Linked DNA regions of Homo sapiens: region 1 is linked to region 2. Evidence: chromatin contacts called from ENCODE Hi-C or POLR2A ChIA-PET data. All regions are on one chromosome and are shown on one strand. The core of a region is the stretch at or near the end of the contact, and the rest is flanking DNA. Distances in the headings are between cores, read along the strand shown. Region 1 holds the start of KIAA2013. Region 2 holds the start of CTNNBIP1 (catenin beta interacting protein 1).

Region 1 (4,684 bases), core at 20-2,519, 2.0 Mb before region 2:
CGCCCAGCTAATTTTTGCATTTTTATTTTTTTATTTTTATTTATTTATTTTTTTTTTTTTGAGACAGAGTCTCCCTCTGTCACCCAGGCTGGAGTGCAGTGGCGCGATCTTGGCTCACTGCAAGCACCGCCTCCCGGGTTCACGCCATTCTCCTGCCTCAGCCTCCCGAGTAGCTGGGACTACAGGCGCCTGCCACCACGCCTGGCTAATTTTTTATATTTTTAGTAGAGACAGGGTTTCACCGTGTTAGCCAGGATGGTCTCGATCTCCTGATCTCGTGATCTGGCGGCCTCGGCCTCCCAAAATGCTGGGATTACAGGCGTGAGCCACCGTGCCCAGCCTAATTTTTGTATTTTTAGTAGAGACAGGTTTTCACCATGTTGGTCAGGCTGGTTTCGAACTCCTGACCTCAAGTGATTTGCCCATCTCAGCCTCCTAAAGTGCTGGAATTACAGACGTGAGCCACCACTCCTGGCCTCTGGTGGTTCCCCTTCCCCTCCTCCTCCCTTTTCCTTTCTTCTTCTTTCTTCCTCTTCTTCTCTCTCCTTTTTTTTTCCTCCACTTTTTCGTATTGTTCCAAGTGTTTTTTTGCAGTGAGGATAGTCTTTTTTTTTTTTTTTTTTTTTGAGACAGAGTCTCACTCTGTCGCCCAGGCTGGAGTGCAGTGGCGTGATCTCGGCTCACTGCAAGCCTGCAACCTCCGCCTCACGGGTTCAAGCAGTTCTCCTACCTCAGCCTCCTGAGGAGCAGGGATTACAGGCATGCGCCACCACGCCCGGCTAGTTTTTGTATTTTTAGTAGAGATGGGGTTTCACCATGTTGGTCAGGCTGGTCTCAAACTGCTGACCTCGTGATCCGCCCGCCTTGGCCTCCCAAAGTGCTGGGATTACAGGCGTGAGCCACCGCGCGCGGCGAGAGGATGGTCATTTTTACAGAAACAAAGTTGTTGTGTGTGTGTGTGTGTATGTTTTTAAATTTTGGGGCTGTTGAATCCATCAGTAGCAAAGGGGCCCAACACGTGTTCGGTTTGGCTGGCTCGATGTTTTTTTCACGAGTGAATTGGATGCTTCCAGTCCTCCCCAGACCCCTGCACTTAACTCCACTGGACTTCACTCTTCCGGCCTGGGAACGAGTGGTCCCGCCCCCGGCAGCTTTTGTCCCGCCCTCGCCGTGGCTCCGCCCCCTTCTCTCCGGCCTGCTCTCTCTCCTCCCTCCGCCCTCCCGTTTTCCATCTGTCGTAAAAGACACGGCGACGCTTGACCGCCGGCGTCGTTTGACGGCTGGAGGCCACCGAGAAGAAGGAGGAAGCAGGGGTGGCGGCTGCTGCGGCGGTTGCGGCGGGGGCCGGGGTGGGCGCCGCGGTCCGGGCCGGGCAGTGAGGCGCGGGCGGCCGGGCCGGTGGGCTGGGCGGCGGGCCCGGCGGCCGCCCTCGCACCCTTGCCCGCGCCTGGCGGCCCGATGTGGCTGCAGCAGCGGCTCAAGGGGCTGCCGGGACTGCTGTCGAGCAGCTGGGCCCGCCGCCTCCTCTGCCTGCTTGGCCTCCTGCTGCTGCTTCTGTGGTTTGGGGGGTCCGGCGCGCGGCGGGCGGCGGGCGGCCTGCACCTGCTGCCCTGGTCCCGCGGTGAGCCGGGCGCCGCCGAGCCGTCTGCCTGCCTGGAGGCGGCCACCCGCGCCTGGCGCGGCCTGCGGGAGCGCGGTGAGGTGGTACCGCTGGGTCCTGGAGTGCCGGCCCTGGTGGCCAACGGCTTCCTGGCCCTGGACGTGGCTGCCAATCGGCTGTGGGTGACTCCCGGGGAGCGGGAGCCCGCCGTGGCGCCGGACTTTGTGCCCTTCGTGCAGCTGCGCCCGCTGAGCGCGCTGGCTGAAGCTGGAGAGGCGGTGCTGCTGCTGCGGGAGGGGCTTCTGCGCCGCGTGCGTTGCCTGCAGCTGGGGTCCCCAGGTCCTGGCCCCGTGGCCGCCGGCCCCGGGCCCGCCTCCGTCTCTGGCCTTGCCGCGGGGTCCGGCCGCGACTGCGTGCTGCTGCAAGAGGACTTTCTGGCGCACAGGGGCCGACCCCACGTCTACCTGCAGCGCATCCAGCTCAACAACCCCACGGAGCGCGTGGCCGCGCTGCAGACTGTGGGGCCCACTGCCGGCCCAGCCCCCAAGGCCTTCACCAGTACCCTGGAGAAGGTCGGAGACCATCAGTTCCTCCTCTACTCAGGCCGGTCCCCGCCTACGCCCACTGGGTTGGTGCACCTGGTGGTGGTGGCCGCCAAGAAGCTGGTGAACCGCCTCCAAGTGGCTCCCAAGACGCAGCTGGATGAGACGGTGCTGTGGGTGGTGCACGTCTCTGGCCCCATTAACCCCCAGGTGCTCAAAAGCAAAGCAGCCAAGGAGCTCAAGGCGCTGCAGGACTTGGCACGGAAGGAAATGCTGGAGCTCTTGGACATGCCAGCGGCGGAGCTGCTTCAAGACCACCAGCTCCTCTGGGCTCAGCTCTTCAGCCCAGGTGAGTCCTGGCCAGCGCTTGGTCCACCCTAGATATGTCCCTCCCAAGTCTGCAGAGGTGACACTGAAGGTGATGGTGGGGTGGTTGAAACTTGGGCTTGGCGTTTCACCAGTGGTTGAATCTGCTCAACTGCTTAGTGTCTGTGCGACCTTTGGATTCGTCGCCTAATCTCTCTGGGCCTGTATTTAATAACAATAACGCCTACCTCAGAAGGTTTTTATGAGACTGTAGTGGACAATTGAGTGTAAAGGTCAATTCTTTCTGTTACTTGTTTTGGTAGATGGGGCCTGATGTGAGCAGAGTGAAGTGTTTTAGAGTCAGTTTGCAGAGGTGAAACCAGCAGGTGGATCCCCTGATTCTTTGCTCAGCACCGCAGTCGGCCTGGTGACAGACGTGGGCTTCTTGACATAACCCCTGCTAGGCTGAGGTGCGTCCTGGCAGTTGTGGCTGCAACTGGTTCACAGGGAGGTTGGAGAATCCCTTTTAGCAGGTTGAGATGCTCCCGCCCGATGAAAACTCTCCTCTCGTTGACTGTTAAAGAAAAGAAAATCCTGTTCTGGATGAGAGAGGGGTTTTGGTTTCCAGGGTTCCAATTGTCTGAACCTTTGTGTTTGGTTGCTCAGAGAGTTGAGTTCATTCAGCAAGTATCTATTGAATGCTTCTGCCAGGGCTGTTCTATGCATGGGGGGGTGCAGATGGGAACCAGAGTTCCTGTTCTCATGGTGCTTGCTTAAATTCTGGTTGGGAGGAAGACAGACATTAGAAAAGTGAAAATTAAAATTAAAATAAGGCATCTTTTTAGGCTAGAATGTGCTGGCTGGGCGCGGTGGCTCACGCTGTAATCCCAGCACTTTGGGAGGCTGAGGCAGGTGGATCACCTGAGGTCAGGAGTTCAAGCCAACCTGGCCAACGTGGCGAAACCTTGTCTCTACTAAAAATACAAAACTTAACCTGACCTCATGATCCGTCCACCTTGGCCTCCCAAAGTGCTGGGATTACAGGCGTGAGCCACCGCGCCCGGCGAGAGGATGGTCATCTTCACAGAAACAAAGTTGTGTGTGTGTATGTTTTTAAATCTTAGGGCTGTTGAATCCATCAGTAGCAAAGGGGCCCAGCACGTGTTTATTCAGCAAGTGTCTATTGAATGCTTCTGCCAGGGCTGTTTTAGGCATGGGTGGTGGCCTGCACCTGTAGTCCCAGCTACTCAAAGGCTGAGACGGGAGAATCACTTGAACCCGGGAGGCGGAGGCTGTAGTAACCTGAGATCGTTCCACTGCACTCAAGCCTGGGCAACACAGTGAGACTCTGTCTCAATAAACAAATAAATACATACATACATAAAGCTACAAGACTGGAGAGAGAAAGGACAGAGAGGAGAAGTGGCCTGAGACTGGCCTCAGCACTGGTGACTGATCTGGCGCAGGATGTCTGACCATAGGGTTGGTGCCAAGTCCTGGCTAAGTCTGTGTTCCTCTGGGCTCTGGCACCAGGCCCCGCTGCTTTTTAACAGGATTCTAGATTTCAGGCCCACAGGCTCAAGTTGGTCGTGTAAACAAGACAGGCTGACTTTCTTCTATACTTTAGGGAGATGGGCACCACTGTCTTTATCATTAAGGCACAACACCTCACTCTTCTGCTGCCCTTGGTCTTTATTTCGTATGCTCTGCCTCCCAGCTGTCCTTCCCCCTTAACATGCCGCTTTCATGGTGTTGCAGGAGTGGAAATGAAGAAGATCACTGACACCCACACGCCGTCTGGCCTCACCGTGAACCTGACGCTCTATTACATGCTCTCCTGCTCGCCAGCCCCACTGCTCAGCCCCTCCCTGAGCCACAGGGAGCGAGACCAGATGGAGTCGACGCTCAACTATGAAGATCACTGCTTCAGCGGGCACGCCACCATGCACGCCGAGAACCTGTGGCCGGGGCGGCTGTCCTCCGTCCAGCAGATCCTGCAGCTCTCTGACCTGTGGAGGCTGACCCTCCAGAAGCGTGGCTGCAAGGGGCTGGTGAAGGTGGGTGCCCCAGGCATCCTGCAGGGGATGGTGCTCAGCTTTGGGGGGCTGCAGTTCACAGAGAACCACCTCCAGTTCCAGGCCGACCCCGACGTGCTGCACAACAGCTATGCATTGCATGGCATCCGCTACAAGAACGACCATATCAACCTGGCCGTGCTGGCGGATGCCGAGGGCAA
Region 2 (4,313 bases), core at 209-2,708:
AGCAGGCCGGGTGCGGTGTCTCAGGCCTGTAATCCTAGCATTTTGGGAGGCCGAGGCGGGCAGACCACTTGGGGTCAGAAGTTGGAGACCAGCCTGGCCAACATAGAGAAAACCCGTCTCTACTAAAAATACAAAAATTAGCCGGGGCGCATGCCGGTAATCCCATCTACTCAGGAGGCTGAGGCAGGAGAATCGCTTGAACCCGGGAAGCGGAGGTTGCGGTGAGCCAAGATCGCGCCACTGCACCTGAGCCTGGGCGACAGAGCGAGACTCCCTCTCAAAAACAAAAAAACCCCCCAAATGAGTAAAGAGTAATGTGGATATTATATTATAAACGAACAAACAAAAAAGGACTTCGTATTCTTTTTGCATAGGGAAGGGGAAGAAATGTGGAGTGGAAGAGGATGGTACAGAAAAGGTGTAAAAAGAAAGGCTGTGGGAGGAGTAGGGTAGGAGGGCTTCTGAACTGGGGTTAGTGTCACACTGTGTAACTGATAATTTAAACTGCTGAAAATGAGACCACACTTAAAGATACAGGTCCCTTTAAAAGGAAGGCGGATGTTAAAAGCAATTTGCATTTTACCTAAAATGGGCTGCTTCTCCCTGTACCCTCTCCAAATACAGCCAGACTTTCTGTAGAAACATTTTAATCATGGGCACCCTTCCCCCGAAAAATCCACTCACTACCAGTACACACGACCTTCTGAGTTTAATGGACCTACGGAGGCCCATCCCTGGGCTCTCTGGGCTAGGTTAATCCCAGGTTAGGCCCCAAGCTCAGAGGTAGCAACGTTCCCAGCTCAACGACGCAGGAAGACCACGCCTCTAAATGTTCTGCAACCTCGTCCATTTCAGAATTTTCCGGGGTTCTGGGTAAACTGGCCTCACCAAGGATTCTGCCCCGTCTTGTTGCTCCCGTTTTTAAACACAGACCGGTGTGTGGGAGAGGCCATTATTTTTCCGGAACACTGTGCTCCTGGAGCAGATAGGGACACGCAGAGTGGCTTTACCGCAGCGCCAGCTTCAGCCTTACCCGGCTCCTCCTCCAGGCCACCGCCTCCTCCTCGCGCCCAACCCGCCTTCCCTGCTCACCCCCGGCCCGCTCCTCCCCTTTGCTCTCAGCGCGGACTCGGCCACTCACTACCGGCGCCGTGTTCCACCCGCCCACCGCATGGCCCCGTCCCTATGTCGCTGGTCTCGCCCCCTTCCAGGAGGGCCCAATGAGCGTTCACATGCGCCACAAGGCCCCGCCCCGCACCGCGCAGCCCCGCCCACAGGCTGAGTTAACCAATTCGCGGCCCCGGGCCCCGCCCCGCCCGCAGGCCCCGCCCCGGCGCCCGGCCCCACGCGCCCGCCTCCCTCCGGGGCGTTGCCGCCGCCGCGCCTCAGCAGCCCGCGCGGAGCCAGATGCCGCCCCCTCCGCCGGTCCCTCCCCCGGCGGCCTGGCGCCTCCCTCCCTCCCCACCGCGGTGACTCTCGGAGCGGGAGGCGGAGGCTGAGGCGGCCGCTCCTGCTGCTGCTACTGCCGCCGCCGCAGCGGCTGCTCGGGCTGAGCACGCCCCGGAACAGGCCGCCGCGCGCTGCGCGCCGGACCCGCTGCCCCTGCCGGCCCGGCCGGGTCGGGCGGCCCAGGTAAGCGCCGAGGCCGGGCCGCGCCTGCACCGCCCGGGCCCGCGCCGCGCCGCGCCGGGGCTTGGGGGAGCGGCCAGCCCTTTGTCTGCCGGGGAGGGGCCGCGGAGAGCGCCCCCGACCCCGCTCGGACCCCTGACTGCCCCAGCGGCGCGGCGCCCTGGTCTGGGCCTGGCCGCCTCTCGCCGCAGACCACCTCCCGCCTCCCTGACTCTTCGCCCGGGGGTCGCCTCCACAGGTGTCCGCGCCGCCCACCTTGTTGCTCACCTCACCGCGTCCGGGTGCCTGTCATCGCCCGTCCGCCCTCCCGACCTCTGGGCCCCTGCCTCTTCCCTCACCTGCGCCCACTCTGAGACTCTTACTCTCCATATTTCCCCAAACTAAACGCTGGGCCGCCCTTCCTCCCTCTGTAGTTTGATTGAACTGTCGTCTCCCGATTCCACCCCTCCCCGGTGAGCCTTCCTGGAAGGTACCTGGTGGGGGCACATATCTCACCTGGATGGCGGGCGTGTATGCACGAACCTGCAAAATTAACCACCTGGAGCCCCAAACTGCACCTCTCACCTCCTTTTCATCACCCCACCCCAACCACCTTCCTTTTTTTGGAACCTGGTAACCGAGACACTCAGGTCTGGACACCCAGCCTCTGCTAGGCCCTCCATCCCTCCCTCTGCCTTGTGAGCTGAACTTGTCTGAGCAGTGCCTGTTGTCAGGTTAGCCCCTGGGAAGGCGGCGGGGGCCGTGTTGGCCGCAAATCAAGAGTTTTATGAATAATGAGACGTGTGGCTTGCACCACCTCCTGTCTGAGGATCTCAGTATGCTCCAGCTGTGAATTATTTTGTCTCCTGTCACTCACAGAACTGAGAGGAACATGTCTGGCCAACTGCTGGGTAAATTGAGGTACAGGGTGTGTGGGTAAGGGACCTGGAGGCAAGTCATGGTTTGTCTTGAAGTTCTGTTCGCAGGAGCCTTGGCTCTTAGCTCCCTGCTACAACCACTGGGCTCCAGTTCCTGGAGTGTGTCCCCAAGTGATAACTGATCTCTTGTGCCATTAAAATGTCCAGAGATACCAGCAGCTTCCTCAGATTTAAAGTAGGACTTTGGATCATAAATAAAGGTGCGGGCTGTTAAATGCCAATGTGTCATTCACGGTTTGCTGGGGGAGTTCGTGGTCCTCCCTTGTAAATACAAATCACCTCTATGGGATGGAGATTCATTCATTCAGTAGTGAGCATTTACTATGTGCCAGGCACCGTTCCAAGTACTGGGGCTTTAGTGGTGAAGACAGACACGGTTTCTGCCCTCCTCAGAGATGACATTTTAAAGAGGAGGAAAGTCAGACAATAAGTGAGTAAACAAACAAGTGGACAAAATAATTTCAGTAGTGGTAAGTGCTATGAAGATGGAGAGGGGCCAGATTACATATAAGAATCTGTGGCCGGGCGCGGTGGCTCACGCTTGTAGTCCCAGCACTTTGGGAGGCCGAGGCGGGCGGATCACGAGGTTAGGAGATCGAGACCACGGTGAAACCCCATATCTACTACAAATACAAAAAATTAGCTGGGCGTGGTGGTGGGCACCTGTAGTCCCAGCTACTCGGAGAGGCTGAGGCAGGAGAATGGCGTGAACCCGGGAGGTGGAACTTGCAGTGAGCCGAGGTCACGCCACTGCACTCCAGTCTGGGCGACAGAGCGAGACTCCGTCTCAAAAAAAAAAAAAAAAAAAAAGAATCTGTGGATCAGGGCGGACTCAGTGGTTCATGCCTGTAATCCCAGCACTTTGGGAGGCCAAGGCGGGCAGATCACGAGGTCAGGAGTTCGAGACCATCCTGACCAACATGGTGAAACCCTGTCTCTACTAAAAATACAAAAATTAGCTGAGCGTGGTGGTGCATGCCTGTAGTCCCAGCTACTTGGGAGGCTGAGGCAGGAGAATTTCCTGAACCTGGGAGGCGGAGGTTGCGGTGAGCCGAGATTGCGCCACTGCACTCCAGCCTGGGCAACAGAGCAAAACTCCGTCTTGGGCGGGGGTGGAGAAAAAGAACCTGTAGATCAAAACAAAGATTTTGTAGGTCGTAATAAAGAGTTTGGATTTTATTCCAAGAACAGTTAGAGGCCATTGGAGGGTTTTAAGCAGAGAAAGAATAAAGTCTGATTTGTTCCAAAAGATTGTTCTGGCCACTGTGTAGAGACTGGATTCTAAGGAGCAAAGGTGGAGGCAGGAATACCAGTTATGAGACAGACTATTGCAGCTGCCTGGCAAGAGATGATGGTGGCTTGAGGGATCGGGGCAGTGGCAGTGGAAACGAAGAGGTGGAATCAGTCTGTTCCCTCTGGGAGAGCTGCAAAGCAAAACTTTGGAGACTGAGAGTTAGATGTCCCATAACAACGTGCTCACAGAACAGGTCCCCGCCTCCTTGATTGGAGAGGGTTTGTGGGTTTAAAAACCAGTTAGAGGTGGAGGAGGGCATAATACACTGGGTTTCATTCCCACATCCGGTTGTATTGTTTAAATGGGAACATTACTGCCACTGTTGGAAGATGTTGCACCAGGAAATTGGGCCTGTTCTCATGGTAGGTAGGAGAATGTTTCAGTGGCCACAAACTTGAGCTATTAATGAGAATGAGGCCAGGTGCAGTGGCTCACCCCTGTATATGCCAACATTTTAGGAGGCCAAGGCGGGC

The links. Hi-C counts contacts between places; a loop is a spot of excess contacts on that map. ChIA-PET counts read pairs that join two places held with the same protein, here RNA polymerase II (POLR2A). Pooled maps may share reads with other maps.
Region 1: a loop to region 2 is called in a map of CD8-positive, alpha-beta T cell, with 7 times the contacts of the local background. The contact joins the promoter of KIAA2013 here to the promoter of CTNNBIP1 in region 2. A Hi-C loop is called at or near these places in 1 of 168 maps with a recorded cell type or tissue (CD8-positive, alpha-beta T cell) and 5 of 50 pooled maps. POLR2A ChIA-PET finds 5 or more read pairs at or near these places in 1 of 52 experiments (Caco-2).

What each region holds. Positions count from the first base shown.
Region 1 is chr1:11,923,012-11,927,695 of GRCh38, reverse strand. KIAA2013 reads left to right here and starts at 1,269. Exons shown (of 3, transcript NM_138346.3): 1 at 1,269-2,491; 2 at 4,207-4,684. The coding sequence starts at 1,459. RefSeq lists enhancers at 1,050-1,344, 999-1,662, 1,663-2,325 and a silencer at 1,345-1,414.
Region 2 is chr1:9,907,414-9,911,726 of GRCh38, reverse strand. CTNNBIP1 (catenin beta interacting protein 1) reads left to right here and starts at 1,458. Exons shown (of 6, transcript NM_020248.3): 1 at 1,458-1,632. RefSeq lists enhancers at 1-189, 190-863 and silencers at 1,011-1,610, 1,621-1,680, 1,851-1,910.